Regions from separate parts of the Homo sapiens genome. Here region 2 is linked to region 1. Evidence: chromatin loops called from intact Hi-C (ENCODE). Cell type or tissue: sigmoid colon. All regions are shown on one strand.

Region 1 (2,500 bases):
TTATATATACATTTTTAAAAAATAGTTGCTTCATGAAGACAAGAGGAGAGACTATCTTTATCAGCTTCAAGAATTTGTAGTGACTGATAACAGCAGGAATTGGAGGTTTCGATATGAACTAGCAGAGTAAGTAAAAACATATTTGGGGATATGAGAAAGCAAACTAGATGGAATAAATCTTAATTTTCTTACCATATAATTGATTTCTAAAGCAGCAGCAATAGTGTTCTTTTAGATAAAGAGATTATGTTTTTATTAAGGTATAAACAGAATTCCAAAAACCCTGAGTTACAAATACCACAGTCTCCGGGGAGACATTCATTTTCAGATGAAGACAGGGCTTGAGTCACTTTCGAATTAGAGTGTTCTGCTGTTCTAGAAGGCAATTTATTTGAACCAAATAAAAGATGAATCACCCACTCTTCAGTGTTTTCCTATTAATCGGAGCAGTTTTTACCAGAGCTTTCCTGAACATTCTGAGTGTGGTCCTCTCCGTAGGGTACAGCATGCTTAATGCCCTTTAGCTACTGTGGGAGACAGGAAGGGGTCTAACCCAGATGAGATGATTATGAAACAAAAAGGTTCCCCAAGGTGGCTCCTATCTGCACATCATTTTGTGCCTGAAGGAGTTATTTAATTCTGTCTTGAGCTGGCAAAAGGAATGTTCCAGGCTTTAGTGATGATGAAAGGGTGGAAGCATCAGTTTAAATAACTCCCCTTCCTAAGGTATATAATGTGCCTTTCACGGTGTGGAGGGAATTTGTTTGTGGCAGTTGTTGTTTGGGTTTTAGTTTTTACCTTGTTTTCATTTCGGTGTCTTTAGTTTTCATTTTTCTCATCCACAACTAGAAATCTCTCAAATAATTGTCTTCCCTGAATAAATTCATCAGGCTTTTGCAGCTATTCAGGATATGATTTGGCTGATGCCAGGGGCAAACCGAAAGCCTTTCTCTTTGCTGTGGTCTTTAATCATTCTGCTTAATTTGAGAGATTGAGGTTTCAGTCATTTTACCATGTTCCCAGCATCCTGTTCTGAGTCGAGAAAAACAGGCCCACGTTTTCCATGAAAGCAGTGCGACCTCTAGCGGCGGCGCACGGGAAGTAGGCGCGCTCGGTGCCCGGCGGGGCTTCCCCGGGTGGTTGCGCGGCCCCAGTGCCCGACCACGTTATCTAGCCCCCTACGCGCCCTATCTCCCATCTCCCGGCTTATTGAAGCCACAGCGACTGATATGAATTCTGTGCTCCGGTGCCCATGATATTGGTATCATGTTTTTGAAAACGGTGCTTTTTGATATGAAAGTATTCACCAGCACTCCGGGCTTCTGGTTCTAACTTCCTCCCCATCTCTTTTTCATTTCCTTTCGTTGCCTGGGTGAAAGCAATGTCATTTATTTTCATGCCCTTCTCCCCATCCCCATTTAGAAAGTAGTGAAAGCTTTGGTAGTGGGTTTTCGCAGCCAGCCGTCTCCTGCATGCTTTTGTCTTTCGGAGTAAGGAGCACGCGCTCCCAGTTCTCTCCAAGCGGACCTCGCTGCAGTGAAACCACCTCGTGCTGCCAAGAGCCGCGAGCAGGAGCATCCGGTTCGGTTTGCAGTCGGAGAAACGCCGGGGCGGTCGTGCAATCTCAGAGTGTTCGCTTGATCTGTTGACCTTTGTGAACTTCAACATTCTGGCTATTTTTATGTTATCTGATTTTTAAAGTTTTATGTGCTTTTCAACTGATAACCTAAAATTGAAATATTAAATCTGTATTCATAAATTTCTCAGCCTCTATTTTACAGAGTTTATTTCCTTTTTGTTTGATTTGTATGTGTGTGAGATGAAGAATTAAAATTTTGTTCACATTTTTTTTGCATGGTCATTTTGCTCAGCTTTCTGCTGTTGGCATTTTACTGAAGACCGAAATCTTGCTGGGTCTTTTGCTGTTCATTTCCCAGCCTGGCTATTTTTATCTGTAAGATGAAATAACAGTAAAAAGAAATCAATAATTTTGTTTTTTTGCCCAAAAATAATGTTTTTTTTGTTGTTGTTTTTGTTGTTGTTGTTTTCCTTTTAATTTCAGACAGCTGATACTGATTCTGGAACTCTATAGTCCCAATGATGTTTATGATTACCTAATGCACATTGCCTTAAAGTTGTGTGCAGATCAAGTTTCTGAAGTTCGGTGGATCTCCTTCAAACTAGTAAGGAATCAGGGCATTTGCTCTGTGATTTTTACAAATAGGAATGTTGATGTATCTTCCATTTTAACTCTTTTAATTTTTCTGGGCTTACTTTGTCAGCTAACCTATGAAACTAGCTTTTAAAATTTGAAATTAGGAACTATATTATAGTTTTATCAATTTGTAGGATAGCTTTTTTTGTTATATGTTTCAGTGACGGCAATTGTGGAGTAATCCTTTTATATATGAAACTCTTTAAGCCATAGGTTAGTGTTTTTAAAATACAGGTTGATTTACAGCTTGGTTTTGTAGAAAAATATTTAGTGAGCAAAGACTCT
Region 2 (2,500 bases), 990 kb before region 1:
GGCCACACCGGTTTCAGTGTTTGGCTCCAGTGGCCTGGATGTGGGGGTGGTGGATGACAGGGAGAGATGACTCCTTCCTTCCTCCCTCCTGTCCCGTGGCCTCCTGGCAGCCTTTGAAGTAAAGGTCTCAAACTAGCTGACTGTATTTGGGCCCAGATGGGGTATGTGTGCAAGTGCACGTCCGTGCGTGTATGTGTGTTTAAATTAGCACCCTGTAAAAATTGAGAGATTTTATTTAACGTGAAATCTGGGTTCTGCCTTCCCCGTAGAGCTAGATGAATACCAGCCAGCTGGCCTCACCACACAACAGCCAAGGTTATATGATTCAAAGCACTCTTTCAAATTCTAGATATATTTTGTGTAGTGTTACTATCACCCCCATTTTACAGATGGGGAAACCGAGGCACAGAAGAGCTGAGACACGTCCCTAGGATGACATGACTACAGGTGGTGAAACTCGGCAGCGAGCCCGAGTGCTTTCCTCCGAGGCCCGTTCCCGTAGCCGCTGGAGCACCGCTGCCTCTGCTGGGAGGCTGCTGCCGGCTCGTTCCTCCTGCATCTCTCTGTTAAAACGTTTGCTTATTAACATTTTTCCATGTGCTTTTAAAAAACATGGCTAGTTCTGAAAGAGAACCAGTGTGTCTGCAAGCTGGAGAGGAAGGAACCATCGCACACACTTGGCAAGCGAAGGGTCCGGGAGTCCTGGTCACCGTGCAGCGATTGGGAGCCTGCATTTTGCGGCAGAATCCTGGATTCTGCTTTACATCCCTGCGGACAGAGAGCACCCAATAGAGCCTTCGGCACCTCGTTTTGTCCTTTTTCTTCTTTCACCCCCATCTCTCACCCTGGTCCTGGGAAACTGAAATAATGTCCCCCCTCTGACCTCCTCCAAGGCCCCCTTCCTGCCTCCTCCTGTTATCAGCTGGGGCTCCTGCCTCCCCTCTTCGTGAACATTCTTACTCTTGCATTTCTGGGTGGCGTTTATGTGAGGGCAGTGAAACATCATCCACAGGCTGGGGTCGTCTGGTGCGGGGGCCGTGACGACAGTCGCTTGCTCAGCGGGGGGTCCCAGCCGATTTGCAGAAGCCAAGGAACTAGGATCAAAACCCTGCTCTCCCTTCCTTCGGCTTCAGCCTGCTCCCTTGGTTCTACCACGGAAACCCCTACGAACATAAAATAAATTTGTACCGCCAGGTCCCTGGTGTTCAGAGCAGGTGCCCCTGATTGCACGAGTCTGGGGTCCGCCCGCCTCCCTCCCAGACCGGACTCCAGGCCGTGCTGCGCCGCGGAGCGAGGAGGGAGCCGGGCTTCGGCGGTGCCCGCGATGGGCGCTAGGGGGCCCCCGCGGAGCTTGGAAGGCGGCTTTGCTGTAAATCCCAGCCCTCTGCGCTTTCTTCCGGGTAATAAATTCACAAGGCTTGTTTTTTAACCCCCACCAGAGGTTAAAATAGTTTCATAAAAAGTTTTGGTAAATTCATGGGTAACTTTTGAGGTTATGTGAGGTTGTTGTCACACAAAAAAAAAAAAAGAGAGAGAGAAAAACAGAGCCTTTCTTCTCTGCTCCTGCAAGATTGAGGCTTGGCGCCGGCGGGGGCGGAGGGGGCCCGGGCTTTGTGTTCTTCCAGAAGCATCCACGTGGCTAGGCGGCTCTCCAGGCCCCCGGGCGCCCACCCACCAGGGTAGGGGGGTCTCGGGAGCGCCCAGCCAGGGGTCCGCACCCACCCCGCCGCCCGCCCGGGCACCCTGCAGCCTTCCCGAGGCTTCGCTGAGCTCGACCCCCAGCCCAGCTCAGCCCAGCCCGTGGGGCGAGTGGGGTTCGGGGCTCTGCGTTGATCGCTTCCTGCCATGCCCGTGGGAATAAAGCAAAAGTTACAGCCCCTGAGTAGGGGTTAAAAAGAACTTTATCAGATTGATAAGCTGGGAGACAGGAGGAGGCAGAAAGAAAACAGCGCAGTTAAGGGAGGGGGCGTCGCACATTAACTATGATTCAGACTCCAATGCACTGAGTTCATTTTTCAATCTGCCTTTAGGTAGGGGAAAAAAAATAAGGAAATTATGGAAAATTGAGAAATAAACATCTCTGAGAGTGCTTTGCACCCGGGGGTGCTTAACGAACACTTAATAATTTCAAACGCTAGTACTTAGAAAAATGGCTTTTGTCCGTTCCCGGCACGCCAGGTGCCTCCTAGCAAAACCGGAAAGCTGAAAATGACTGAAAATGATCGCTAATGTCTATGTGGAGGGTGGTACAAAAATCACTTGTTCATGTCCTTTGGAAGTTAAGGAAATAAGCAAGCCAAAATTTTAAGAGTTTTAGCAAGGGAAAAACCTTGGAACTGAGCTTGCATTTCTTTTCCTCAACGTATGAACTTGGGCAAGACTCCTAATTAGGACAGGGCTGGCCACACATCACCTCCTGACCCCACGGGGCCATACTGAAAATTAGATGAGGAAAAACATTTGGAGGAAACTCTCAAAATGCTACTGCAGGAAGCAATGG

What was found. A loop is a pair of places that touch in the nucleus more often than their neighbours do. Peaks named below come from ENCODE experiments on the same cell type or tissue, not always from the same donor. Only the 100,000 strongest peaks of a DNase experiment are listed, where the experiment ranks them.
Region 2: a loop joins it to region 1, with 4 times the contacts of the local background. A loop is called at or near these places in 11 of 110 quality-filtered maps.

What each region holds. Positions count from the first base shown.
Region 1 is chr20:58,235,837-58,238,336 of GRCh38, reverse strand. It overlaps the pseudogene PPP4R1L. Among named protein-coding and RNA genes, the nearest start is that of ANKRD60, 8.4 kb to the right of the region's middle. RefSeq lists a silencer at 1,163-1,212. In sigmoid colon, a CTCF peak has its summit at 1,098 (motif pointing left); DNase peaks (open chromatin) are centred at 1,106 and 1,556; H3K4me3 peaks cover 772 bases; H3K27ac peaks cover 208 bases.
Region 2 is chr20:59,221,521-59,224,020 of GRCh38, reverse strand. The region is part of intron 4 of ZNF831 (zinc finger protein 831); the gene reads right to left. Among named protein-coding and RNA genes, the nearest start is that of ZNF831, 59 kb to the right of the region's middle. RefSeq lists a silencer at 1,360-1,429. In sigmoid colon, a CTCF peak has its summit at 1,314 (motif pointing right); DNase peaks (open chromatin) are centred at 1,330 and 1,620; H3K4me3 peaks cover 1,813 bases; H3K27me3 peaks cover 1,387 bases.